7 separate regions of the Homo sapiens genome follow, and regions 1, 2, 3, 4, 5 and 7 are each linked to region 6. A link is a loop called in an ENCODE intact Hi-C map of the cell type or tissue named here. Cell type or tissue: endothelial cell of umbilical vein. All regions are shown on one strand.

The links. Hi-C counts contacts between places; a loop is a spot of excess contacts. Peaks named below come from ENCODE experiments on the same cell type or tissue, not always from the same donor. Only the 100,000 strongest peaks of a DNase experiment are listed, where the experiment ranks them.
Region 1: it touches region 6 in a loop (5-fold over the local background); 66 of 110 quality-filtered maps call a loop at or near these places.
Region 2: it touches region 6 in a loop (7-fold over the local background); 29 of 110 quality-filtered maps call a loop at or near these places.
Region 3: a loop joins it to region 6, with 5 times the contacts of the local background. A loop is called at or near these places in 49 of 110 quality-filtered maps.
Region 4: it touches region 6 in a loop (10-fold over the local background); 80 of 110 quality-filtered maps call a loop at or near these places.
Region 5: it touches region 6 in a loop (9-fold over the local background); 103 of 110 quality-filtered maps call a loop at or near these places.
Region 7: it touches region 6 in a loop (8-fold over the local background); 7 of 110 quality-filtered maps call a loop at or near these places.

The regions. Positions count from the first base shown.
Region 1 is chr1:61,850,336-61,854,335 of GRCh38, reverse strand. All of the region lies in intron 17 of PATJ (PATJ crumbs cell polarity complex component), which reads right to left. It also overlaps the pseudogene RNU6-1177P. Among named protein-coding and RNA genes, the nearest start is that of MIR12132, 6.3 kb to the right of the region's middle. In endothelial cell of umbilical vein, CTCF peaks have their summits at 576 and 2,004 (motif pointing right); DNase peaks (open chromatin) are centred at 625, 1,485 and 2,005; H3K27ac peaks cover 649 bases.
Region 2 is chr1:61,586,487-61,590,486 of GRCh38, reverse strand. No RefSeq gene overlaps it. Among named protein-coding and RNA genes, the nearest start is that of TM2D1, 140 kb to the left of the region's middle. RefSeq lists an enhancer at 251-2,726. In endothelial cell of umbilical vein, a CTCF peak has its summit at 1,623 (motif pointing right); a DNase peak (open chromatin) is centred at 1,646.
Region 3 is chr1:61,639,590-61,643,589 of GRCh38, reverse strand. The region is part of intron 2 of LOC107984964 (a long non-coding RNA gene); the gene reads right to left. Among named protein-coding and RNA genes, the nearest start is that of TM2D1, 84 kb to the left of the region's middle. RefSeq lists enhancers at 1,577-1,626, 1,837-1,886. In endothelial cell of umbilical vein, a CTCF peak has its summit at 1,662 (motif pointing right); a DNase peak (open chromatin) is centred at 1,699.
Region 4 is chr1:61,336,564-61,340,563 of GRCh38, reverse strand. All of the region lies in intron 4 of NFIA (nuclear factor I A), which reads right to left. Among named protein-coding and RNA genes, the nearest start is that of NFIA-AS1, 85 kb to the right of the region's middle. In endothelial cell of umbilical vein, a CTCF peak has its summit at 2,165; DNase peaks (open chromatin) are centred at 2,363, 3,073 and 3,363; H3K27ac peaks cover 2,741 bases.
Region 5 is chr1:61,451,707-61,455,706 of GRCh38, reverse strand. NFIA (nuclear factor I A) reads right to left here. Exons shown (of 11, transcript NM_001134673.4): 11 at 1-404. The coding sequence ends at 387. Among named protein-coding and RNA genes, the nearest start is that of NFIA-AS1, 200 kb to the right of the region's middle. RefSeq lists an enhancer at 1,189-3,584. In endothelial cell of umbilical vein, a CTCF peak has its summit at 2,142 (motif pointing right); a DNase peak (open chromatin) is centred at 2,306; H3K27ac peaks cover 1,945 bases.
Region 6 is chr1:61,048,341-61,052,340 of GRCh38, reverse strand. No RefSeq gene overlaps it. Among named protein-coding and RNA genes, the nearest start is that of NFIA, 32 kb to the left of the region's middle. In endothelial cell of umbilical vein, a CTCF peak has its summit at 2,286 (motif pointing left); a DNase peak (open chromatin) is centred at 2,160; H3K4me3 peaks cover 1,477 bases; H3K27ac peaks cover 1,639 bases.
Region 7 is chr1:61,433,962-61,437,961 of GRCh38, reverse strand. All of the region lies in intron 10 of NFIA (nuclear factor I A), which reads right to left. Among named protein-coding and RNA genes, the nearest start is that of NFIA-AS1, 180 kb to the right of the region's middle. RefSeq lists an enhancer at 870-1,371. In endothelial cell of umbilical vein, a CTCF peak has its summit at 1,774; DNase peaks (open chromatin) are centred at 1,031, 1,711, 2,531 and 3,581; H3K27ac peaks cover 3,656 bases.

The DNA of each region.
Region 1 (4,000 bases), 800 kb before region 6:
ATGCTTCTCCCATTGTTTCATTATGCACATGCTGTTCCACAAGGCAACATATTGTAACCTGAGATTCTACTACTCTAGCCTCTCTTAAAACCTTCCAGAGAAAGTAGAGAAAAACTGCTAGGTTTTCTGTGGGAATTACAAAACTTTGGAATTAGCAAAGTAAGAACTTGCCAAGTTCCCGGCTATGTCTGTTTGAAGTGGCTGATGATTCTTTTGAAGTTTTCTGATCCAGTTTTCTATGCCTCTGTGTTTCAAACATCAGGGTTCATTTTCAAAGTACTGCATGGAATTTTAACCAAATATACCATATTTAAATCAACAAAGGCTACACAGCTAATTCCTTGAAGAATGCCTTCAAATGTAACTTATCTTGCTTTTTGCAACTAACCCTGCCTTTCTACCCCCGAGTCAAGAGACTCTTCAAAATTTTCTTACAGGCTCTGATGTAATATAACACCACATATTTATGAAGAGGATTAAAAGTAAAAAAGAGCCCAGGGAACTCACTAATAAAGTAGTGTTAAACTATAATTACACCAGTATTTTCAAGTAGAGGGAGCTATTGCATAGGAAGAGAACAGAAGAGAACCAAAAAGTACAGTGGCATATCAGCAGGCAATCGACGTGGTAATATAAAAGAGCTGTCTATTTTGTCACTGGCAACCATGAATCACAACACACTTTTCATCCTGAAATATGAAACCATTACATTTTAAGTTTGACACACTAATAAATAAGCTGTACAATTATTTCCTTCATTTAGGATGTCAGTTTTTGATGAAAGGCTTTTTTATTGGGGGGAGAAGGGAGACTACATAATAGCTTATTCCTCTCATGAACTGCCCAGCAGCTAACATTACTTCATATTAATAATTTCTACACTTCCTTAGAGAAAACTGCAACAGCAAAATATACCAAAAGCAAATAAATGGTTGCACCAAGTTGTTTGTGAACAATCTCTGCAGTTTCAGATAACACCAAAATTTAAAAATATTATTTTTAACCCAAATAGGTGAGGAGGTTTTCAAAATGCAACCCACTGAATTGATAATTTAGGAACATTCTAAAGGACGATTCACCAGAAGGAAATGGAAATAGACTTCTACCCTTGAAAGGTGAATATATTTTCCTTATTGCCAGAAAAGTCATTGTGAGCACTAATTTACACAAAGTGAGGCCTTCTTTAGACCTCAAACTAGTGACAGGAATGCTTTCTTACTAAAATGTATTCAGGTTTAGACCACTAGTTATGCTAAACACTAAATCCAATCTACCACCCCTTTTCCTGGACGACAGAACCCAAAGGCAGCTTCTTTGTCATTTGGGGGGCAGGGAGGGGACAAACTAGCTACCTCTGAAGATGCCCCATTATGTATAATCACTGCTTCATTTTTTATGATGACTTTTCTGCCTGTGATTTCCCACGTAGCTGAATGAAATCGCTTTAATGAGTAACAGTCATTTCCTTTCATTTCCTTTACATCACATGCAGCAGCCACCCTATGGAAAAACAGCAGCTGCTACTGCCTACTGAGGTGGCTGCTATTCTTGAGGCTTTGCTGCATAAAAATGCTCAAACACCAGCCTGACTCAGGCTGCTTCTCATCAGAAAGGTCCATTTTCTGAAAATACAATCTATGATATTATGTGCATGTTATAGCAAACAAATGTTATAGAGACACTTCTCAAAACCCTTACCCAACCCCCAGGCCCCCAGGCATATTTACATAGATAAATATATGAAGCGCTTCACAAATGTGCATGTTATTCTTGCACAAGGGTCGTGCTGATCTCTGTATCATTCCAATTTTAGTACATGTGCTGCCAATGTGCACACCCCTGATGGCACCTTGCTGAAATTATTTTAACTGTCTTCCTACTAAAAACAAAATCCCCATCAGTTTTTATCACCTTTCATCATAATTGTAAAATCTCTAATATTTCTTCTTTTGGTAAATAACACTGCAAGGAACATTGTGTTTAAGAATCAAGATGCCGCTTTAGACTAAATAGCCAATAGAGGGCACCAGAGACCAATCATAGAACATGAGAAACATGTACTATGGGAGCCATTCTCTTCTGAAGGAATTTTTTTCCTCTTTATTCAAAAGGCTTATATTATTATACACACTGTAACAGTGTACCATATGTTTGGTTCAGCCCATTTATTTCTGAAAGTTGTACCCTACACCTCTTTTTTTTTTTTTTTTTTTTTTAAGACAGAATCCCTCTCTGTCACCCAGGCTGGATTCTCATGCCTCAGCCACCTGAGTAGCTGATGTTACAGGTGTGTGCCGTCACTCCCAGCTAATTTTTCTATTTTTAGTAGAGATGGGGTTTTGCCATATTGGCTAGGCTGGTCTCGAACTCCTGGCCTCAAGTGATCCTCCCGCCTTGGCCTCCCTATATCCTCTGAGTGGCATCAGCATATACTCAAGCATTCCCTTCTCCCCCTCACCCCTCCATTGAGTTGCTCACTAAGGCATGTCAGTTCTTTTTATCTCAGCCTTTTATCTCTTCTGATTCTTCCTTTCCATTTCCACTGCCACAGCCTTGGTTCAGCTTCTCGTTACTTCTGAGCAGCTGCTACAGTTTCCTGATAAGTCTACCTGTCTCTAATCTTGCCCCCATGAGTCAATTTTCTAGAGAGATAATAGAACCATCTTTAAAAATAAAAAGGTGATCATAATTCCTCCTCTGCTTACAGTACTTCAGGGATACCTACTGCCTTCAAGATAAAGTCCTAACTCCTTTATTCTTCGTGGAAGGAAAATCCTTCAGAACTGCAGTTCTGTCTCGTCTCTCACTTTCCCCATACATATCACTGCCTGCTCCCGTTTGCCCAACACTTTATCCCAGGTATTGTGAAAGGCCTTGTCATGCTGCGTGGCTTAATGCAAACCATCCCCTCAGCCACGAACGCCCTCCCTGACCCACTGCCACTTGTCTAGAGTTTGCCCCAGAGTCAGCTCAAGTGTCTCCTCCAATGAGAAGCATTCCCTTACTCCCTGAAGACCCAAGCACTTCCTACTCTGTGATATCCCTAAACCAAAAAAGACCTTCAATTACAGCATTTATCATAATATATTTCCTTTACTATTTGACCTTCTAGAATTAGTTTGGTCTTCCTGTTAGATGTATCCACAGCTTGTTGCATTTTCTTCATTAAAATACTTTTTACATTTTACTGAAATTATTGTAAATTATTTCCTTTAAATTACTTCCTACTAAAAGTAAGCTTTATGAGACCAAGAATGTGTTTGCTTAGTTTTTGCTTGATTTTCAGGGCCTACTACAATGCTTGTCATGGAGAAGGCACTGAAGAGTAGTTAAAATGTTGAATGACTATCTATTTAGTTTGCGTCTTCCCACTGGACGGCAAGTACACCAAAAGCAAAAGCCACATCCCATCATATAGGAATAACAACAACAGCTGGTAACACTTACTAAGCTCTTGCCATACCAGGCACTGTTCTCAGAATCTTATTTATTTGAACCCATTTAATTCTCACACCATCATGAGGTAGGTATGTACCAACATTATCCCCACTTTCCTGGTGAGGAAATTGAGAAAAATTAAATAACTTAACCAAAGCACATGGCTGGTAAATGGCAGAGCCAGAAATTAAGCCAGCCAGTCAATTCCCAGAGTTTGTGCTTTTAGCCACACTAAGCAATGCTGCTTCTCTAACTTAAGTATTTGCTAAATGAATGAAATGTTGAAAGAAGACAAATATGTTAGAAGATATTTTTATCATCTTACCAAAGTGTATAAAACTGAATCCCCTAAATATTGCACTTGGCCACCAGAGGTTCATGTTTCAGTACCTAGCAGATGAAAAGTTAGAGGGTACAGAATGTGCAGCATGCCTGCATGTACAGGTAAAACATGCATTTGTTTGCCAAATTTCAATGTACAGTTACTTTCTCAAGAATCCATTCATTTGGTGGGCGTAAGAAGACTGTTACATGAACAGATTCAAACATGTGATAATCATTA
Region 2 (4,000 bases), 540 kb before region 6:
CTTCTTGTAAATTTGTTTAAGTTCCTTATAGATGCTGGATATTAGACCTTTGTGTGGTATCTTCTTACAGCAGGCCTAGCAAACAAATACACATGGTATGTGGGAGCTCATTTCCACATGCTCCATGAAGGAAAGACCTGTGTCTCTGAATCTTCCTCTGAAGGAAGGAGGAAAGGAAAGCAGAAAAGAAAAAAGGGAGGGAAGGAAGAAAAAGGGTGGGTCACAATGCGCCTGCACCTGCCTTGACCCCAGCTGGAAAATCTGCCTGTGAGCAAGGGGGCTTATACTTCTGTATTTAATCCTTATATAACCAGAACATGTTTGTGTATAACATTGGTAGTTGAAAAATAAATACAAACATATATACATATCAAAGAAAAGCAGAAAAGAAAATTCTTCTTCTTTCTCCAAGTCTCCAAATGGGAGAGTAACTGCTTGGTAATGTTGAGGTTAATAAAAAGAATACTGAAGTCAATAAAGGATGAAAAATGTTTCATTTTAATTTGTTTACTCCAACTTTTTCCTCCTGACCAAATAAGATAACTGCTTTGGGGCGGGCCGGCTCTTGTCTTACTTCTTCCTAGGAATTCACAGAGCCAGAGAGACACTGATGGAGGATGTCCTTTCTGGATTTGCTTGAGAACATTTAGAAAAGTTTCCAATGATTGGCCCTAGATGGATGGCGGCAGTAAGGTAATAGCTACCATTTCCACTCAGTTGTCTGGGCTCCAGTACATGATACATAAACCACACGCAGCCTCACTGCGGTTCGGAGGTTAAAAGTTATTAACTGAAATCAATTGAAATAAAAAGAGCCACATCTGCCTTGGTACACAATTAACTTCTCCAGACGGCTTTGGCCTGCACTGCAGGGGACACACACACACACACACGCGCGCGCGCACACACACACACACACGCATGCACACATTCTCACTCAGTAACCCTGGGGGAGAGCAGAGGCAGCTGCGGGAGCCAAAAACCTCCCCAGTCCTAATTAAACCCTCAAAGTTTCCAGGCAACACAGCCAAGGAAAAAATCATTTCCAAGCCGAAGACCCCCAGCCCCCAGCCCCGGCAAAGGAAACGGGTCGTTTGGTTTAATCAGCCCATGTGCACATTCTCTCTCCCCAGGTTGCCAAGACGGGCCTGTACCTAGCAAAGGTATTTGTGTAATCAAAGCTTCTGGAACTTTCCCTGCCAAGGCTACCAATGTGAATAGGCTCCTGAGGTAAAAATGTTCTCCCCGCTGGGGACGGCGCCCTTGAAGTCTACATCAAAATCAAGCCAGGGTCACAGCTGTTGCGGCACCCCACAGTGGAAAACTTGCAAGAAATCCCAGCCTGAACTACTGCTTTGCCTCAGGTCTACAGGAAACAGGCCCCAGAGAAGGGGAGAGAGAGAGAGAAAGAGGAGAGAGGAGAGAGGAGAGAAGAGAGAGAGAGAGAGGGGGAGACAGAGAGAGAGAGGGAGAGAAAGAGAGAGAGAGAGAGAGAAAGAGAGAGATAAACTTTGGGGGTGGGAAGACAAAGCCACTTGAGAACCTTGTCCTCTTCATGGAGACAGTCCACACCCACCCCATTCACCCTCACCTTATGTGAGCTGGGGTTCCCGCAGGTTGGCCAAGAACCACTAGGTGGCAGCAGATTAACTCTTCAGCTGCCAGGATGAGCTGGGGGCAGTTAGGAGCTGAGTATGAAAACTTTGTATCTGTCACTTCCCTCAAAGGAAAGAAAAAAAAATGACTTTTTCTGTACCCCAAAGATCCTTGGCTTGCAGATTAGGTATTGGAGAAAAATCTTTGAGGGGTTGAGATTGCTTCTTGGGTCACCTGTTCTTAGGCTTGAATTAGAGTGAAATGCAATTGTATGTACTCCATGTTGTATAACTTGGATGACACTTGGTTCACACTTTGTTCAAGGGACTGAAAGATCCTTTAAGAAATTTATGCTCACATTCAAATTCCCTTCAACAAATGCTAAATATAAGAATTAATGAGTGTATTCCATTTTCCAGGGACAGTGCTAATGGTCACCTAGATGGCCAATACCCCTGCCCTCTGGGAGTTAATGGGGAAGACAGGCATTAAAAAAAAATAGCATTCTTGCACTTAACCACTTTGGATGAGTCAAGGAATCCAGACTTAAATCTGCTATGGATAAAGAAGAAAAAAATAAGTTAAAGGAATACAGGCTTATGAAAGTCATTTACATTAAGCTTCTGTTACATGGGAAGGTAACAGGTTTTTAGGGCTTAGGTTTTTAGGGTGGCCAGTAACCTAAAATATGGGAGCCACCAGAAAGAAACTTTACCAGCATGGTTTATATATGCTTGCTGTTCAAATGACAAAGAAAACAAATCTTTCTCTTGAGTGTTCTAGCCTCTGCAAAGCATCCCCTTGTTCTACCTATTAAACCTCTGCCACAAATATAAAAATAATGTGGTGTTGATTGGTGTAGGGGGGCAGAAATGTGAAATTGATTTACTTTAGAAAGGAGAGAGATCTACTAGCCACCAGAGGAATAAATCCAGAAAGCGGGGAATGGGGCTGGGGTGAAAAGACAAGTGTTCTTGTAGTTGAGCTTAAGAGAGTTTGGGAGGAATATGGAAAGAGGGAGGAAAAAAATTAGGAGGAGAGAGCCATAAACGTGTGATATATATGACTTGAGAGAGATAGGGAAAGGCAATTTTAAGATGTTTTGCTGTGCATTTGGGATTCCGTTTGATAGGCTTCAAGAGAGTTCAGTAAAGATTAAAATTGCCTTACAATTATTTGTATTTCTTCGACTGGAAAGCCGCCTAAGTCACAAGCACACACTGTTGGTGGAATCAACCCCCTTTCCTTTCCCGTTTGTCTAGGTGGTAAGGTAGGACTCAGATAATTTCTTTCAGGAAAAGCCATCCCAGTGTGTCCAGTAGGTTACACAAAACATAATTAGCATGCTAACCCTCATATGCAATTTCTCATTCCTAATGGGCAGCCTCAGACTTTTTGAATTTTTTTCTGTAAGTTCACCAAAAATTAAGCATCACAGTAAGACAGCTCTCTGATCCGCAGCAACTTGGGATGGTGATATCACACTGTTTTCTTGTATCATCCCCTGTGCTTATGCTGGGTGCATGACAGGGCTAGGAGGTGTTTGATGGAATTGGGGCTCCTAGTGGCCTACTCTCCTAGTGTCTTACTTGAGACAAGAACTGTTATGTCTTGGAGAAACTTATATGAGTTTGATCCTGGGGTCATGACGATCCCACAGGCCAGCCAGTTCATGCTTCCATGCTTGTATGCATACTTTTCCTTCTGCTGGACTCCCCTTACCCTGACCCATCTCTTTGCCAGCCAACCAGACTTCTGGTCTTCTTAGCAAATTCCTACTCTAAAGTGAAGACTGTTGACATGTCCTGGCCTCTGTGAAACCTGCTCTGGCCACTCACCCACACCCTCTTGTACATAACTCACCCCTAGTACAGCTATGTTGTGTTCCTATCTACCTTTCTTATTTTTTTCTTGTTTATTATTATTATTTTTGAGACTGAGTTTCGTTCTTGTCACGCAGACTGGAGTGCAATGGCATGATCTTGGCTCATTGCAACATCTGCCTCCCAGGTTCAAGTGATTCTCTCGCCTCAGCCTCCTGAGTAGCTGGGATTACAGGCACGCGCCACCATGCCTAGCTAATTTTTGTATTTTTAGTAGAGGCGGGGATTCATCACATTGGCCAGGCAGGTCTTGAACTCCTGACCTCAGGTGATCCGCCTGCCTCGGCCTCCCAAAGTGCCGGGATTACAGGTGTGAGCCACCATGCCTGGCCCCTATCTACCTTACTACAGTGAAGACACGAATTATCTTTCCATCTTTGGTGCCCAGCACAGTGCCTGATACGCAGGTGATGCTCAGTATATGACTGGACAAAGAGCTGTTATGTGACTTGTCATTCCATGCTAGGGAAGCCCAGCTCTCGAAAAGCCATCACTTTCCAAGAACTCTACCTAGAATTCAA
Region 3 (4,000 bases), 590 kb before region 6:
TTCAGCATTATTATTAATATTGTGATTAATAATAATGATTAATTTTTAATCCATTCAGAGGTCATGACAGTGTTAGTTCCATTTTATAGACAGGTTGTGGTTAGAATCTGGATCTGCTAGGCTGGGCACAGTGGCTCACGCCTGTAATCCCAGCACTTTGGGAAGCCGAGGCTAGTGGATCACCTGAGGTTGGGAGTTTGAGACCAGCCTGACCAACATGGAGAAACCCCGTCTCTACTAAAAATACAAAATTAGCCGGGCATGGTGGCAGGTGCCTCTAATCCCAGCTGCTCTGGAGGCTGAATCAGGAGAATCACTTGAATCCGGGAGGTGGAGGCTGTGGTGAGCCGAGATTGCGCCATTATACTCAAGCCTGGGCAACAACAGTGAAATTCCATCTCAAAAAAAAAAAAAAAAAAAAAAAGAATCTGGATCTGCTTAATTGCTATCTTTCCCTGGATCATATTCATCTCACATAATGCACACAGCATCTCACTTCCCAGAAGGATCTTCACCTTTTCATCTGGAAACTGAGTGCTAACTGCCTACGGCAAAAATTCCTTTTCAATTGGTAAATAACATCTTCTTCTATAACTATCATTGGGAAACTCAGTAACTGCTTATTAAGTGCTTTGGGTAAATAGATGGAGGAGATATTGTATATAAGACACCTGTGTTGCCAAAACAAAGCACCTGCCTGTTTGTAGCTTACTAAACCACAGGCTCAAAGATTCTGTCCCTCAGGCTTTAGGAAATGAATTCATAAGTTTAGCAACCATTGGCATTAGCTCCAGGCAGCGTTTGATTTTTGGAGTAGAGCAGCATGAGCAGAGGCTGTGGCCCAGAGCAGAAGCTGGGGCAGAAGCCCAGGGACAGGCCAACAGGTGGGTGGGGGAAGCTAACTTCCTCCTGTGAGAGCTAATCGGCTGAGGGCATCCAGCAGGCCAATGCAAAATGAGTCTCCTGCCCTTAGAAAACAAATACCAGACAGGTCAGGAAAATTTAGCCCCAAACCAGTTCTGTCACCAACAAACTGGTTGACCTGGGAAAAGGCATTTAACCTCTTCAAGCTTCTGTTTATTCGTTGGCAAATGAGGGCATGGGATGAAATCGGTGGTACTCAATCACTGCTCTGGCACATCGGAGGTGGAACACGACTAGCCTACATGGTGCAGGATTTTTGTAGTAATTACTAGCCATCAAAAATGCCTGACAACTCATACATATACCTGAAAAACAGTGTTGGGGTTGGGGGTTGGTTTTCTTTTTATCATATTAGGTTTCTGTTATTTGATAGATTGGATTATTCAGTTCATTCATTCATTCATTCATTCATTCAAATGTTATTGCCTGAGCATGCTATGTGCTGGGCCTGTCCTGGGACCAGGTGCTGCCTTTGCTTTCAAATGGGGTTTACCTGGAACCAGTTAAAATTCCTAGGTCATAGGAGGTGACATGATACCTTTTCTCCTCCAAATAAGAATCGCTGAATCTGATATGACTGTGGGTAATCTGGTCATGGAAATCCCTGCTTCCCAATCCTTACCACTTCTACCGACCCCCATTCCTACTGGCTAGGAAATTCTCTAGGCAATTATCAAAGTTCCCCCAGCCCCCACCGGGTTCCTGCAGACGCCGAGGCGTCTACTAGGTTTGCCTTCTGATTCCTGTAGGTGGAGCCAGATCCCCCGGCTGAGAAGCCCTGGGCCTGCTCTCTGCGGCGGCCGCCGAGCGGTAGGTTTGCTCTCCAGCTCTCTTTTCCTCCTTCTCCCTCTCTCATGTGCGGTCTCCCTCAACATCCAAACCAACCGAGTGCGTCTGAGGTGAAATCGTGCCAGACTTAGAGACGGCTGCCAGGTTTCTCTCAAGTCTTGGCTTAACAAAAGAAAGCAAATTACAAAAATGGAAATTTTCAAACTAGCGTTCAGTGGTATTCAAATCGACGTTTGGGTAGCGCACAGGCACAGACCGCATTCGTGCTATTTTGTGATTAAAATGATACCAAAAATACCTCCTTGCTTTGGTTTTCGTCTTCGAAAACGACTTCTTTCCTTCTTCTAATTTCCCCCTTACTTTTGGGAGCGGCAAACCCCTGACCACTCTAGAATTGCTAACATTTGGACCGGCGTCTGTTGAAATCTTGCCTCTGCTGACTTTTTTTTTTTTTTAAGAGTTGAACTTTAAAAATGTGTGCACTTTGCAGCCTGGGGAAATACAGATAAAGAAGTTTCTAGGCACTTTCCCAGGAAGTTCTGTGTTTTGTGTGAGGAACTACAAGTTCTATGACAGTGCATAAATCGTCTTTACGTCTCATCTTGATACCGGGAGCAAACCTGAATGCGCGTCTTGCCAGCATGCATGCTACCTCGTTCTCCTTTGAGCATGAATTGTGTGCTCTGTCTCATGCTTTTAAAACATGGGTTTAAGGTGGCCATTGAGTTGGATCTTGAATGATTTTACTTAACATGAGGTTTTATAAAGAGCTTGATTGACCACGTCCTGCTCGATTATTTTTGCGGTTGCTAGACAAGGCCCTGTCCCACGTGGGTTTGTGAGAAAGGTGCTCTCATCATCACCCCACCCCCAAGACTGCACTATTTCTTTCCTTGGAAGCGTTGACTGTCTCCTTCTTACACAGCTGTGTTTGCAGTGCCTGGAGACAGGTGGGGGAGCAGTCTTGGAGGCCGAAGCTGCCAATTCCTTCTCTAAGGACTGTCTGAATAGCTATTAAATTTTAAAGCTCACACGCACGCACACACTTGTTTTGTTTGTTTTTGGTGGTGGTCACTCACTGTGCCTTCCCGTTTGTTGTACAAGGGCAGCTGCACCAGTTTGCCAGAGTGAGATTAAATGTCACAGACAGACATTCTATTGTGTGCATTCGCCAGCCCACCTAAGCATCACCTTGGGCCACTGCCATGTCTTTCTAGGTGCCTCAGAAAGCTGGGTCCTGTAGCATTGGCGGAGTTGTGGGACTGCTTATGAATTTCGGGAAAGAGGTTCTCCCATCTGGATAGGTAAACTTAAAGCTCCCACGAACACTGCAATACTCAGGCAGTAGTCACATCAAGAGGTTCTTGTTGGTTTGGGCCTACACGAATTAGGATTCTCTACCTGGCACAAGTGACTGTGGACAAATCAAGCTGCTAGTATTTTTCAGATTTCAGAATAGAGGGATGACATTTTAATCTGGAATCAGATACCCTGCTCTTTTTACCCTTTAGCCCCAAATACCCAGTGCTCTTCAGGACCCTCGTGCCTTTGCTTGTGCTGTTTCTTCCTCTGGGAATTTCTCCCCCATCCTCTTCTCTGCTTAGTAAACTCTTGTTGGTCTTTCAAGGCTTGTCTCAAATACAGCCTCTTTGAAATCTTTCATAGCCGTGCCCATGCACCGAATTTCCACCCCCTCCCTGTCATCTGTTAAATGTCGCTGTCTTGCTAGATCTATGTAACATACTACGTACTGCATAACTGTGTTACGCACATCTTGGTATGCCTCTTTCTCCCCTAATAGAATATACTCTTTGCCCAGGCAGGGAACACGTCTAATTTACCTCCTACTTCTCAGGCTAAAGATGCTCAGTAAAATCTTTTGAATGAATAAAGAAACATGCTTGGTTTTTTCATCAATTTCCAAGAGACAATGTGTTTACTTTCAGGCTCTCCTAGTTCAATTGCCAGACACCTATAACCATGTCCGTAGAGCTGAGAGTAAGATTTTAAAGTTTATATTAAAGTCTGATGTTCATAGCTCAGAGACATTCTTTTGGCTTACGGTAAAGGAAAGTTTGATGAGCACGTTGGTGGAAAATTTCTGTATTCCCAGCACCTGATTGATGCCTCTGTTCCTACAGAATCCAAAGAGAGCAGAGCACTCCTGCAGACATGGGAGCTTGTGAAAGTTGTGTAGCTCTCCTACTGCTTTGGTGTAGTCTTGCGGATTATACTAACAAGTTGTTATTCATTAGACTTTACTCATTAAGTCATTCAAACTAGAAAC
Region 4 (4,000 bases), 290 kb before region 6:
CTATCTGTCACTTAACCCTCATTACACTCCTGAGAGGTATTCCTATTTCCAGTACTTGGACTTAGACTCAGCACACAGTTAGGACTTCATAAACATTTGCTCAATGAATAAATGATTGTAACCTAGAAGAAAACACAGCCAAGAGGGGTTAAATATTGCCCAAAGCTATAGAGTTGATAAGTTGCAAAGCTCAATTCCCCAACTCTATATCCTGTACTGTTTTACAATATCATGCTGCCATCTTGAATATAGGTTTTATACTTGACACATAGAAAGCATAACTGATGAATGACCTAGAAATAGATGAACATACGAATAGAGACCATGACAACACATTAGTATGTACATCAAGGGGTATGTTGTGTTTCTCCCCAGTTCAAATCTTTATAATAAGAGTATTCATAGTCTGGTAAATTTATCAGAAGCTTCAGCTGAGAACAGAGATCAAAACGGCCCCAAATTCTGCCATGAGAACTCTCACTGCCAGCTCTAACCAGGAAGATTGTAGGAGTATGCATGTAAGAGAAAGGACTAGACCTTCATGCAGAGCAGTGACTGAAGGATACACTAATGTCATAAGCGTATTCCTGCCATAGTTCTAATTTCAACAGCTCAGTGGTCCATGACAACAGCCAGGGCACATATCGAACACAAGGTATATGCACCTTTTAATTCATAGGGCTGAGTCGGCTGAGGACAGAGTCAGTCTAAGGGTGGGGATACTCTCACCTTACATGGCTTCATTAGGTGAGGAGGGTAGGATAGGAAAAAAATCAAGCTTGGCCACCCATACTGTGAGCTAGGATTCAGAAGAAAGCGTAGTTTGACGACAATTTCTATTACTACCAGTCCATTGCACTTGCTGCCAGCTTTACTACCCAAATATTCACCCCAAACATGTCAAGAAAATTAAAAGGAAAAAATCATACAACAAAACATCCTCCTGAACTAATTCAATTTCAATATTTATTTTGAAAATTTATTGAATTATAGTAGAGGAAGCTGGCTGAATTAAGCCAGCCAGACTGTTATTTTTCTTCCTACGAGTATGGCAATATTTATTATTTTACCTCTCTATGAGGGGTTGATTAAAACTAGAAAATGTAACATTTGCAAAGTCATAATATATTCAGAAGAAGGTGGTTCAGATAGGCAAAATAAAAATATATAGGGGCCAATCAGAATTTTCTCTTCCATAACTTAGATTTTCTTTAAAAACTACATTTGGAAATAGACATTATGATTTTTTTAAAGGGCCACCCACTCTTTTGTCTGCTCCACACTCTACCTTCACTCTAGAAGAGGTGCCATTGACTTCTACAGATATAAAATGTGTGACGTTCATTTTAAAATTACTAGTAGAGCCTGCTATTGACCATCCAATTATGCCGAGTTCCATTTATAAACATAGCTAACCACTAAGTTTATGGAGACTTTTTGTGCTGCTTTAATAGGATATTGATCGAGCACATAGTTTGAGTAGACTGCCATTGAATTGTGTAATGGCAAACAAAAGGCAAGGTCACGGCAACTGTTCATGCTAGGGCTGCAATCTATTTTTTATTATATTCTTTTTGTTTCTTCCTTTAATGCTCGAGCCCAAATGGTTTCTTTTGAAAGAAGATCTTGCTTAAGAATATAAGCTATTTTAAAAATTAATTTCCATGCAATGATCACAGCTATCGTGTTACTTAACACAGGAAAACCAACAGGCCACTAGTTTAGAAAGAAAGTTTTAAATCTATCCCACTTTAATTAAGATCTAAAGTACTGCGAATGTTTAAATGGCACCCCAAATGACTGGATGTCTGGAATTTCTTATCCTACACCCATTTCCTCATTAGTCCTTCTGTGCAAGAACATTTTGTATTTTCAAGTTTGGGCTTGTTCCTACCCAAGAGTTTCGTTTTCTTGTTGTGCCTTGTAGCCGAGTTCATTCTGTCTTAGAAGTTCCACCATGTCAGGTTAGAATATTGCCAATAGTTCTTACTAAATTACTAGCCTGAAAATCTAAGCATCTGAATATGGGTACTTGAAAACGTAACAAGGACCCAGAGACTTCAAAAAGAACTTTAGAAATGAACTGCAATTTGGATGTTAATGACAATTCCTGTGTGAAAATATAGAAAGAGCGCACATTTCTAAGGCAGAAAACAGCCACTAGGGTGCCACCTCATGCCAGGCTGAGGCATATGCCTGGTTCCATTCACTCCCACTCTCCATTGACAAACAACTCAGGAATCCTGTAGTGGACCCGGCAGCTGAGCTTTGTGGCAGAGCCAGGACAATTCAGCTGCCGGATTTTAATAGATTCTGCAGCACTGCAACAGGAACCAAAAATCAGTCCGGGTAACTGAGAGTGGTTTTCACACCCAAAGACTCTAAGGCTGGCCACAGTGTACTGAGAATCCTGGCTTTTCAAAATTCCAGGGCCATGAAGTCATCCTTAGCCACGAAGTTTACTTAACCCTTGCAGCCGGCTTGGGTGTACAAACCGCCGCTAGAAAATTAGAGCCCACCAGGCCAGAGTCACAATGGCCTGTGTGTATTTGCGGTTTTCCTCTTTCCCAGTGAAGTAGTTAGGGTTTCGAAGTCACTCCACCAACTTCAAGTAAAATAGAGTCAGCAATTTGGAAGGAAATGGGCAGAAGTAGTGGATTTTTCAGGAGAACTTTCTGGGTTCCTACCAGGAGTGATATTTGACAGCCTTAGCACTCATACTTTGAGGAAAACACTAGCGCAAAATAAACAAAAGAGTGGGTGCTGACAGAGAGAGCTATCTAAGCAGCATCACTTAGCAGCTAGTAGAGTGGGCTCTCTTTGTAGCAACTTCAAGGGAAAGAGACCAATCTAAAAATGCCTTGAGAAGGCTTTGTTTGAAAATGCAGCATCATGTAAGAGCCATTTCAACAGATGGTTCTTGTCTCTTTCCTCATAGTATTATGCTAAAACAACTTTAGTGATTCTGAACCACATTGTTAACACTTGTAAAACCCCCTTCCCCAAAGCAGAGAATACTTCTCTCTCTCTCTCTGGCACAGCATCTAGTGGTCTGTATTTTCCTCCTCCCCTGGAACAAGGCAATAAATAATTGAGCTACTTTCAGATGGTCCTACCACATGGGGGAAAAACTAGCAAGAGAACAAATATAGATTTTTATGCTACAGTATTTTCTTTGCCATGGAAGCAGAACTTTCCATTCTTGCCTTTCGTGGACTTTAGATGATAATGAAAAAAAAAATTAAAAGGTGGTAGGCAGGAGGCAAGGAGGAAAGGGGAGTTCACGGAAGATTGCAGCTTCAGTTGGCCAGCAGGAGTCCCTGATTCCAACAGGTTCATGTATCTGATCAGTATAATTCAATGGCAAGCATCCTTGTTGCCTCATCCCTCACCTCTGAATTTGTGAGGCTAAGCCAGCAGCTTTCTCCTGAGTTTCTCTGCCATTGCCACCTTGGTAGTAACGCTATTAAAAACAACACACTTAGGACATAGTTATTTCAGTGAATCCACATGAGGAAATACTGAAATAGCACCTCCCTCCTCTCTTACATTTAAAAGGAAGAAAATGAAAAACAAAAACTAACTGGAAACCTAGTGTAAGTAAATATTTGTATTAGCAAATTTAAAAATCGAATACTAAAGATCCAGAAAGGGAGAAAAATCTCAACCTAAGCCATCATTAATGATGACTGTGAAATTTTCAGCCCATGTAAGTAGTCATAATTAGGTATAATTGCAGGGGACTGGATGGGGCTGGGATAGATAACAGAAGGTTAAGAAGAAATCTGCAAAACAGTCAGAGATTGTAGGACACTGAGACCATCAAAAACATCTAAGTGAAAGGCATAACTATGGAGAGAGTAAAAAGATCAGTGGTGGGGAGTGGGAGGTAATGAATAGGTGGAGAACAGGAGATATTTAGGGCAGTAAAACTATTCCATATGATACCATAATAGTAGCTACCCATCACTATGCATTTGTCAAAACCCACAGAATGTAC
Region 5 (4,000 bases), 400 kb before region 6:
CTGTGAAACAGCCAGGCTCCGTAAGGAAAGTGTGTTACAACAGGAAGTCAGTGAGCAAGGGTAGTCCTCCGCTAGCCACGTCACCTAATGCTCACGCTACCATGGAAACACTTCAAATGTTACAAAGCCCAACCATTTCCAGCACCATATGAGAAATTACAACAGTCCCTAAAGTATTTTAAAAAAAAAAAAATCCCAAAAGGTTATGGCCTTTGCTGTTTGACCATAATGCTTGCTGTTTCCATGTACAAGTTGATTTGAATCGGTTTTTCTCCCCTTCCGCTGATAGTGAAGTTGTAACTGCGCTGGGTTGAGGTTGCGTCCATGTTACAGAGTTGAGAAGGGGTCAGGTGGTCTGTCTGGTGGATGGTGGGACGCTGCAACTTTTATCCCAGGTACCAGGACTGGAAGACAAAAGGAAAAATACAATTAAAATCACAATTTGTAAAAACGTGTGTTTTAGAAGTTGCCTTTTCAACCACGAAATCAGGATCTACGTTAGGGATGCGGGAGGGATTCGCTGGGAAAAGTAAAGGCACGACAGACAATAAAAAATCCTGTGACACTGAAACTGATCTTATTCTTCTGAAATTATAATTCATTGTCTTCATTGGGGTTTTCCAACATTCTGAGTATATCTTACAGAATGAGGTATTTCTGTTCACTTGAAATACAAATAAGGGTTTTGTTAACTGATGGGGGCAGTTATAGGAGGGCAGGAAACTTGACCATCTTGTTTATCATTCAATCCTCAGTGCCTAGCCCAGTGCCTGGAATACAGAACGTTCTTAATGAAGAAGAGTTGAATGAATGGAGAATGGGTAAAGGGAGGGGTTTCATGTGGCAATGAATGGCTACTCTGATGATTTTCAACATCTCCTTTCAAATGAGGTGCAGGCACTGAAGCCATGATTGTGACACTCTCCTAACAGGCCCAGATGGTCAATAGCGACACAAGAATAAGTGGAGGTAAGGTGGAAAAAGTGCTGGACCCAGTCTTCCTGGGTGATTTTGAGCAAGTCACAGTATTTTTCCTTCCTTACATATGTAGGATTTTATGAGGGAAGATGCTCCTTTCAGCCCAATATATCTAAAATGGTATTTTCAAACATGAAACATAATAACTAAGTAGGATCAAGATTTTACTCTATTAAGTACCACATTGTCCAAAGGAAAAATGAGGCCACTGCGTACCCTTCATTCATGCTTGCGTCCATGCAGCATTTATTTAGAGCCTTCTGTGTGCCTGCCAGGCCCAGTTACTGGTTACCTTTTCCTTTCGTAAATCCTTAGGTGGTTAGCTTTGAGCAATTGTCTGGTCATATATCACTTTATCTGCTGGCATTTCTTTTTCTGTTAGCTAGACAGAATGAGCAATTATGGACTAACATCAGAGTTAGTTTCTCCAGTGAAATAAAAAAGTATGTGGCTTTTGCCGACTTTTCTCTAGAGATACCTTGACAAATTCACTACATTTATCATTATTTACAGAAAAATTACCAAGGCCTAACAAAAACCAATGCTTCTGAATTCTTTAAGTTGACGGTATCAGAAAGGGTTCTAATTGGGTTGCTTCAGGCAGGTGAAGGATCATCCCTGTGGAAGAGATTCCATTAGGTAATGTAAGGACTCATTTGGTCCCCAGGGATGAATGGCTAAGTGATAGCTACATGGAGTTTGGTATAAGATTTCCTAGTCACACAAGCCACCTTTGATTTCCAGAGGAGTTTAAAAAACTTAAGCCCAGACCGAAAAACTACGCATCCTGTAGACTTTCAGATGTTATTCTTTGACCACATGCTTTGAGGAACACAATAAAGCCTCTTGTGTCCTGAAAGGAAATCAGCCTGGCAAATACACATGGCCTAAATCTAGCTGGACAAAAGAAAGAAGAGGGGGAGAGAAAGGAGAGAGAAAGCAAACCCCAAACTGTGTTTCTAGTAGGCCTCTACCTAACAGCTGACTCTCATCCACGTTAGAGCCGCTTCCTCCCTTCTACAAAACAGGTTCAAACTTTGGGTGCGGGGAATAATGCTTACTATTTCTGTTTTCACACTTTCTAAGTCGGTTGTGAAATTCCAGACTTCTTCAATCTGACACTAAGGTAGTTCTTGAAGCAAAGGCCTGGCACCCAGTGAGTCAGCAGGGGGAGCAGTTCTCCACACCACAGTTTCTGGACGAGACCTCAGGGCACTACAAAAATCTGCAGTGCCTCTGCACTTCTCTTAAAAAGCAAAGCAAAAAAAAAAAAAAAAAAAAAAAAGTTTCTTCACACATCTTACTATTCAGTATGTGCCTTGCCGACAAGGTTACCCCAGAGCAGCTCTGTAATCCTTCACTGAAATAGGCTTTATTGATTGCTCTGGTCTATTGTTCTCTTTTCAAGTCCCCCAAGTTCAAGTTCATCCTGGTGTTACATCATGTCTGGTTGCTAAGAGCAACCAGACAGACCCAGACGTGACTATCATTAGCAAGAAACCCTCTGCTCTCCTCCCACCAACCTTCCAGTGGTTCTGACGTAGCAGGCCCACTGCAAACACATTGAAGTATTTATTCTGCCTAATTTATGACCTACACAGCAAGCAAGACCCCCACTCCAAAAACCAACATTGTTGTATATTTAATTAATCTGTCTTTCTCTGGCACTTGGGAAAGTTAGACAAAGGACTAATTATTGTGTTTCACTCTGCACACTTTTCTTTTGGGGGGTGGATATTTGCATGGGAAAGAAAACTACAAGGCCCAGCATCAGCCCCCCACCTCTTTTTCTTTTTGCCCTATTGACATTTCATGAAATACTTTAGCTGCTTAAGGGAATTAGAAAAAAAAAATGCGATGTGAATGTTACTCCTTCTGAGTTGGTATTCAGTAACACAAATCAACTCATGACATGTTTAAATTTAAATGCTAACCACACACTCTCAGAGTTACTTTAAAGGTTAGTTTTTAATCAATAGAAGTTGCTGACTCCAGGTTTTTGGGCTGCACGCTGCAACTCTTGGGCTTTTGTCTAACGTTAAAGCTTTCAAACTTTTTTTTCCTTGAGATGATTTTAGCAATGATTTGCAGACACAGAAGGCTATTGTGCTCTGACCAGCAACATGTCAACAGAGGGGCTGAGCTGCCCTGTGGTGGGGTGTCAATATGACTCCTGAAGGCAGAGGTTGGGGGTCTTTAATAACCCGTGAAAAAACCTTAATTAACCCTTTCAGGCCCAAACCAAAACCTATTCTTAAACTTGTTCACTCCTATAATTTGACCATTAGTACTTATTTCAACATCACACTAATCTTCATGACAATTAACCCAGCTACTTGACCAAGGTTTTCCAGAACAGGAAGTTGGTTAGGGGAACCACACAGGGAATTTTTCTTTTTTGAAGTCTCTGATTAAATCATTTATTTGCAGAGATGGCAGATAGTTCTAATAATAATAATAATAATAATAATAATTCATACATCTCCCTGAATTTTCTCCTAATCAGTTTGTAAAGACACTCATAATCCCATTGGGATGAGTGTGACAGTCACACATGTGTAAGCCAGTCAATTCCTAGAAACTTCCATGAGCTGCTAGTAACACCAGATGGACAATATAATGTTTGTAAAAGCCTACTTTTCTCTTGTGATATTTTCTTATAATTTCTATTATGCAAGCAGTACAAGTTTTAGAACATTAATTGAAGAATGATTCTGCATATTTTCTTCTTGGGTCATATAGGAAAAACATAAAAGAAATCTGAGCTTATTCGATCGTTGGGGTTGAGCAGCAAATCACTGGGAAAATGGTAACACATTAAACAAAAACTATCCTCAGACATTTAGTGACATAAGCTTAGGTTTCATATGCTTTCTGCCTTCGTACTTTATAGCCCCTTAATCTACCCTACTGTATCCAAATGGACTACAAAGGAATCTCCCTCCCTATGTGCAGTGAGTGGCATTATTACAATGCAATATAGGATGATGTTATCTTGATACATTTACATTAAGTAAACACA
Region 6 (4,000 bases):
TCATCCTGTTTACCGAGGGTGCCCAGTACAAAGTGGGCAAAGTGGTAGGAAATGCGGTCTCTGGGCTTTGCCAGTGTCGGGAGGATAGTTCCAGCATATTAGTCCCTGTCTGCTTAAATGCCGACGTTAGGTACCCGGCATGTGATGTCCTGCGGTTGAGCCCTCTTACTCTTACTCATCAGGTCCCGGCTGCAGCGCTGGGAACGCTGGGCACACCTGCCGATTTTAAAGCAGCAAATTCAGTTCAGGCCACCGGGAGCGGGAGGGCTCGCTTTTCCGCTGGGGCTACCGCATGAAGCAAGTGCTTAAATTTTTTCCCTTCACAAAAGGGAAAAAACCATTTTGCTTAAATCTGTTTTTTCTTAGGACGCACTTAGAGACCAGGCCCGCCAATATTCCAGTTAGAGTTAACGCTACCAGAAATATGCAGTGCTTTAGGATTCCAACTTGGGACTCGTTGAAGACCAGAATGTTACAGTCAATCTCGCCTTTCTCTTTTTGTTTCCAACACCCTACTTTCCCTTCAGTCTCTTTCCTCTTCGGTGTTCTCTACCTCTTGAAATATAAAAGTTTAATAAAAACACCACCCTATTTTATTTTTTAAAATAAAAGTTGACACTAAATTTGAGAGCTAGTGTTGCAACTAAGCTCTTCGGAAGTTTACCCATCTGTTCCCCAAACCTTTGATGCCTGTAATGTCAACCACGATTGCTTCTTAAAATTCACTAAAAGAAGTCTTTCAGTAACTTTGAAAAAGTGTAATAAATGCTAATGGGGGGGAGGGAACTCCCAACTCTGATGGATTTTACCTTCTCGGATCAAGGAGCAGGACTCCAAGCAAAAGAATAAACTTTATGTAGTTTATTTTTAAACTATTCTATTTTCAGTAGCGATTTCTCTTCCTTAGCTAAATTACTCAGCTTTGCTCAATTCCACTTTTACCTTTCCCCACACGTCCTCACTGACTCAGCAATTGTCACCGAGTGAGACCCTAGGTAGTGGGAAGGAGGCCCCCACAGATATGCTCCCCGGCTAAAGCGCTCGATTGAAGATCTGAGAAAATATCTTCAGAAACTACAAATGGAGCAAATCATTTACCTAATTCACTCAAGAGCTTCCACGGGAAGGACTCTGGAGGATGAGTGTCCTCCTAATGCGGTGCTAATGAAAAGCCCCTTAGCCGGCTCTCCGGCCGAGCGCCGGACCGCGTCTGCTCGGCGTCTACGGCGGAGCGACCCTGGTTGGCGGCGGCCGCGCATTCCCCCCCCCACCTGCCCGAGGTGGCACGGCGGCCGCAGCGACTCCGGACGCCGCCGGGGCCACTCTCCGGAGCGCCGCCCTGCGACCCCGGACGCCCCCTCCCTGCCCCCACCCACCGGCGCGGGTCTTCCTCCCGCTCTTCCTCCTCCTCACCCTCCCCGGGGCTCTGTGTGGGGGGCTAGGAGGTGACTGGGGACGCTTCCTCGGTCGCGACTCCCGGTTCTCCGCGGCCTCCCGCCCGGGGGGGTTGGGGTTAAAATCTGGGAGTTCAGCTCTGCGGCGAAATCTCGGGTTCCCAGGGAGGGGCCGGAGGGAAGGAAGACCCCGCCGGGAGCGCGCCGGCCAGAGCCGCCCCCGCCCCGCGCGGCCGCTGTCCCGTGGGGAGGATGAAAGCGCAGGGCCCGGGCGGGGCCGCGGCGGCTCCAAGGGGCGGCGAGTGCGGGGCGGGGACTGCGGCGCTCGCGGTGACCGGGCCCCCCTTCCCAAGCCGCAGCTCCTGGCCCTGCAGGTGCACCCCCAGCCCCCTTTTAGGCCCCTCCGTGGAAACCGCCTTCCGGCCCAAGTTCTATCCTTTGAGGCTTTGAACCAGGCCTTTCAGAAGTTTTTAAAGCTGCCCCGCCCCGCCGGCACTCACGGGGGTCACAGTCCCCCATCCCTCCACCTCCGCTACAGCTGCCGGCGAAGCGGGTGCCGGGAGGAAGCGGAGTGGGGGCCAGCGGGCCGGCCCGAGGGTCGGGGACCGAAGCGCCGCCCCGGAGCGCCAAGCTCGGCCCCAGCGCTTGGAGATCGCGCCGCGTAGCCCGACCTCGGAGGAAGCGCGGGCCCGCCAGCCCCTGGAGAGGGGAGGGCAGGGGGGCTGGGAGAGGAAGAGCGCGCGGGGAGGGGGGCATGTCCCCATCACCGAGGTTCCTGCGCTCAGTTCAAGCCAGGGGACAACTTAAATTGGCCTTCAGGGGAGGCAGCTGGTGACCCGTGTCCTCGCCCTCCAAATTCCCCTGAGCGAAGCAGGGCGCCACCTACAGGCGAGCTCTAGATAGCAGGCAGGAGAAAGACGCGCCTGCAAAGTAATGTGGCCCCGTCCCAGCAAGCCTAGCAAGGCCTGTTGTGTCCACAGCCTCCTCTCAGCTGCCTGAGCCTGTACCGAGTTATAGGTCCGTTGGCAACAGCAAGAGCCCTGAGGGCACTCAGCGTGTGCTTTTGGGGAGTGGAGAACTGGGTGTTAATTTCAGGAATTGGGGGATTCCAGTATCAAAGAAGTAGCAGCTCTGATTGGACAGGCAGGTTGCACCCTGACAATTTTGGCTGCACTTTGACTCCAGTATCTCGACTCCAGGCTATTTTCATGGGATGCACTACGTTTCCTTGAGAATAGCTGTGTAACCTTGGGCAAGTTACTTTATCTCCCTGAGTCTCTGTTTCCTCATCCCTCAAAAGAGGGAATAGTGGTACCTGTCTGATAGAGTCATTGTGAGAATTTAATGAGATGATGTAGGTAAGAAGCTGTAGGTGCCTTCTAAGGAATTTTCACCTATTTCTTTTTTAAAAATAGTTTTTAATTATTTATTTATTTATTTTGAGTCGGAATCTCTCTCTGTTTCCCAGGCTGGAGTGCAATAGCGCGGTCACGGCTCACTGCAACCTCTGCCTCCCTGGCTCAAACAATTCTCCTGCCTCAGCCTCCTGAGTAGCTGGAACTACAGACACGCGCCACCATGCCCGACTAATTTTTTGTATTTTTTAGTAGAGACAGCGTTTCACCATGTTGGCCAGGCTGGTCTCAATCTCCTGATCTCAGGTGATCTGCCCGCCTCGACCTCCCAAAGTGCTTGGATTACTGGGATTACAGGCCTGAGCCACCGCACCCAGCCAACTTTCACCTATTTCTAATGTGAAAACCCATCTTTTATTCTAAGAAATCTAACTTGTAAGACTGTTTAGCTTCTTTCTGTTCCTTGAAGATTAGGGCCTTAGAGGAAGTGGGAGAGAGCTAAGAGGTTTCAGTGTTTGAGTAGGAAACAGGATGGGTTATGGGGAGTTTTGATAACTAGCTTATCTCCTCATAGACAACGGCTGTAGGCCGGGTGCTGTGGCTCACATCTGTAATCCCAGCTCTTTGGGAGGCCGAGGTGGGCGGATCACCCGAGGTCAGGAGTTCGAGACCAGCCTGGCCAACATGGCGAAACCCCATCTCTAATAAAAATATAAAAATTACTTGGGCGTGGTGGTACATCTGTAATCCCAGCTTCTCAGTAGTCAAGCAGGAGAATCACTTGAACCTGGGAGGTGGAGGCTGCAGTGAGCCGAGATCACACCACTGCGCTCCAGCCTGGGCAACAGAGTGAGACTCTGTCTCAGAGAAAAAAAAAAAAAAAAAAAAGACAATGGCTATGTGGTGGCTCAAGCCTGTAATCCCAGTGTTTGGGAGGTGCGCGGGTCACTTGAGCCCAGAGGCTGGAGACCAGCCTGAGCAACACAGAGAAACCCATTTCTACAAAAAAAAAAAAAAAAAAAAAAAAAAAAAAGCTGGGCGTGGTGGCCCATGCCTGTAATCCTAACTACTTCGACAGCCAAGATGGAAGGATGGCTTGAGCCTGGGAGGCTGAGGTTGCATTGAGCTGAAATGGCACCACTGCACTCCGGTCTGGGTGACAAGCTAGAACTGTCTCAGAAACAACAACAAAACGAACCAAAAAAACCAAACAACATCTTATATTTGTGGATGACTTACTATTACTATTTA
Region 7 (4,000 bases), 390 kb before region 6:
ATAAAGTCCAAGTGCTTTACTACCCTTGGAAAAAGGTATGTATTTATTCACGACTAGACTCTGATCTAATGTTTCTGCCGTCTACTGTAAACTGACAGATACACCAAACAGAATAGGGTTCTTCAGACACACACTGCTGTTCCTTTGCATGCACTGTTCCTCCTGCCTGGTCTGGAATGTTCTCCCCACCAAGTATATCTGTCTCCTTCAAAACCACTCATGTGTCTTCTCCTCTGGCATATCTTCCATGAGCTCCATGCTTCTCCCCAGAGTTAGTTACTGACTCTTCTGTATGGATTATACCTATTTCAATTACTTCATCGATCACATCTTAGTTTATTTACTTTTCTTTCTGTGAGCTATGTACGGCAGGGATTGAATAATGTACATCTTTAGCCTCCCTTCCAGCTTAGTATGGTGCCAGGAACATAGTAGGTGCTCAATAAATTCTGGCTTCTTTCTCCTCTCTAAGATCAATCATGCAGCTGGCGGGTGGGAGAGATGAGCTAGGAATCCAGGTATTTTGACTCCTAGTCCAGGGTTTCTCTGTGTACCAAGATGTAGAAAAACTCCTAGTCCAGGGTTTCTCTGTGTACCAAGACCATAGGTCCCTCCTATGGTCAGTTCCCTTATTAGACCTACTATGTTATTCTTCTATCCCCCTAGTACCACTCCTTCCCCATATATGCACAGACACACTGCCAGGGACCAATGGAAGGAAGACTGCGCTTGAGAGGGGCAGAAGCTGTATGTCATGAGGGCTGGCCTTATGCTTCCCTTCACTAGTCAAGGCAACAGGAGATATGCAGCATAGTCCAGCCCTGGAGGGCAGCAAAGGGTGCTTCCCACATTATTAAGGCAGCACTGTGAGGGTCCGAGGTTGCCCTGTGCTGAGAACAACTGTGCCTGGTGGCATCCCCATTATCTCAACACATTCAGACTCTGAGGAAGGAGGGTGTTGAGGGTGAGAAACACAGGGCCAGAACAGCCTGTCCTAACCCAGTGTCCCTGCTCCAAGACAAGGGATCCGGCTTATCACAAGCTCATGTGACTCATTAGTTAAATGTGTAAAGCGTTTGGAAAGTGAAAAGCCAATTAGAAGTGCTAAGTTATTTCATCTCTGCTGTAAAGGAAGCAATGTGAGACCTTAAGAAAAATTCTCATGCAAATATTTTGGGGGAGGTGTGTGCTGTGGAATGTAACTCAATGAACAGACTCAATAGAAAGGCTATATCCCAAAAAGACAGGGCACAGATCAAAGAATGTGCCTAAGTCCTCAATAAACAAACAGGAAGGTAAGCAGGTGGGTGTGAGAAAAGTGGCAGGAAGAATCACTGAGACCTCACGTGAGATCTTCGATGGATCTCACATTAGACAGCAAGCTCTGGGCTTGAAACTGTGTGTGTCAGTGGAACTTTCAAGGCCTTAGACTCATTAGAAGCCCTGGGAAAGCCTAGGTCCAAAAGGATTCCTAATGCTGAATCCTTTCCTCATGTGAACAGTCATTATTTAGAGTGTAGAAATATTCGGTAAGGCCAATTTCTTGGGCATAGGATTTTCACAAGCAAGGACTTTGTGGACAGCGAGAACACCACCTGTATTGAGTTCTCTCCTCAAAGTTCATGCAGCAGGGCCAGTCAACTCATTTTCCTGTTCTCTGAACTTGTGTTGACTCAAGCTCTGCAAAACCAGGCTCTTTTCCTTTGCAAAGGAAGCATCTGGTTCCAAGTCATAAAAGAGAAACCCAGAACCTATTGCTGCCTGTTTGGTAAGCACTCTGGAGGGCACCCAGGGGGCACTGTTTCACAGAGCTCCCCTGCAACCACAAAGGCACATATCCTCCAACTCAGCCTTTTCAGAGTCCATGTTTAACCAGCACACGGTGACCCAGCCCCATGGGAGCAGGTCTGCACAAAACGCCAGGACTTCTGCCCAAATCCTGGACCTCAAACAGAGGCTGAAAAGAAATGACCTCTGCACAGTCACGCACATAGCATCTACATCTCCTAAACACATAGGGAGTGTGTGGAGGAAAGGCAGAATAATAAGCCAAGCATTCAGAGACAAGAGGGTCAAGTGCAACTACTGGAGTTGAAAAGTGCATGAAACCTATCAGGGAATAGGAAAAAAGAATATGGCAGATCCTATTAACAGTCTATCCACTACCTATTGCGCCTTCTTCCTTGGGACAATTTTGCTTAGAGAGGCAAATGTGACTGGTCCTAGGTGACGGTCATGATTTGAGCCAATCAAGATAATCTTCTGCTGGTTTTCTCAGCATCCTTTGCAGCTAGAGATTAAAATGTGACCCAGATTTAGCCAATGAGACCTACAAAGAAATTTGCTAGCAGGGTGCACAGGAGGAATAGCAGGGCCTTTTCCCTGATATTAGAGGAAAAATAAGGTATGATATGACTATGCTATTTGGAGCTGCAGCAGCCATCTTGCCGTCAGAGGCTCTAAGCATGAGGCTGAAGAGGCAGCATACTGAGGAAGACAGAGCAGAATGTTAGGAACGGCATGGGTTCCTGTTGGCCTCGTGCAGCGCTGAAACAATGCCAACAACCACTCACTCACAGATTTCTTGTTACGGGAGGAAAATAATCCTGACTGGCTTAAACCACACTTAATTGGGGTTTCTTCTATGAGGTAGATACTATTATTGCCTTCATTTCACAGATGAGGAAGCTGAATTTTAAAGGGTAAGATACACAAGATCACTGAGATAAATGGCACAGCCAGGATGTCAGAACAGGTCTGTCCTACTCCTTGAATCATGACTTTTCCTCCTGTTCCCCCAGAGAAACCTGGTGAGTACCCAGTACATTTCCCTTAGTACCCTGGAATGTCACTGATCAGAAGCATTGTTATGGAGACCCACCTAAAAGCTAGAAATGTTGATGGCATTTCTGCACTTGGCACTATGGTTTTCTAAGTTCCATGCATGGCTATCATCAACTTTTGATCTAGTTCCTGTCAGTTCTGTCCACCAACTCACAACTCCTTTTTCCAACCCTTTTCCTGACATCATTTTCTGTCCCCCTTTTCCCACAGTTCCAAGTGCTAATTTAATGGATAGCAGATTTTTGGTCTATTCCCTTCCTCTCCCATACAATGTAAAATTTCCTGTGAAATCTCTTTTTTACCTTCCCCTTCTCTATTGCCACTGTTCTCACTTTAATATTAAAAAAAAGGAAGCAAGAAGAGAAGCAATATTTACTGAGCACCTATTGTGTGCCAGATACTATGGCAGAGACCTTAATTATTACAATAATCATCAATTTGTTTCAACTAAGAAGATCCCCCAAATCTTTGTGGAGCAAAGGTGACAGGAAGAACAGGAACTGAGAGAAAAGGTGACCAGTATCTAGAATTAATGGCTCGAACTTTGTCCAGAAGTGAAGTTTGTGGCCAAGGATGTCTACGACATGCTGCCAAATTAAAACTTGAAAGACAAAGACTCTGTTTATTGAAAAATTTATTTTAAGAGTGTCTCATAGCCTGTCAGTGAGTCAGCCGCCAAGTGTATGTGAAGAGAATGTGTCAAGAACTTACAGGTTGGTGTGGGAGCTGGGGAAGCTGGGACGATTCACTCCTGCCCACAGTAGTATGGAGGGAGGGGAAGCAGATTGCATGAGTAACTCATCTCTGCGAGGTGTTGCTTACTATTCAACACCTGCTACTGGAGCTGAGAACATACGAGAAAAAATGACCAGGCACCACCTCGATTTAGGTACCTCCTTTCCCTTTAGATTCTGAGGGGTGCATTCACTTCCTGCCAGTCCTTACCACTCTCAGAGACATTGTCTCCCCTTGGGAAGGCCCTTCTCAGGCACAATTTAGCGTAAGAGAAGCAATGGTACACTTAGACTGCTGCCTGTACAAGGGAAGAATAGCTGTGCCCAATTTAAACAGGCTTTTGGGCACCTGTAAGGTTGATGCTCAGTGGAACAACCTACAGGGTTAGGATTTTGCAGTGGGTAGTAGGAGGCTTCCTAAT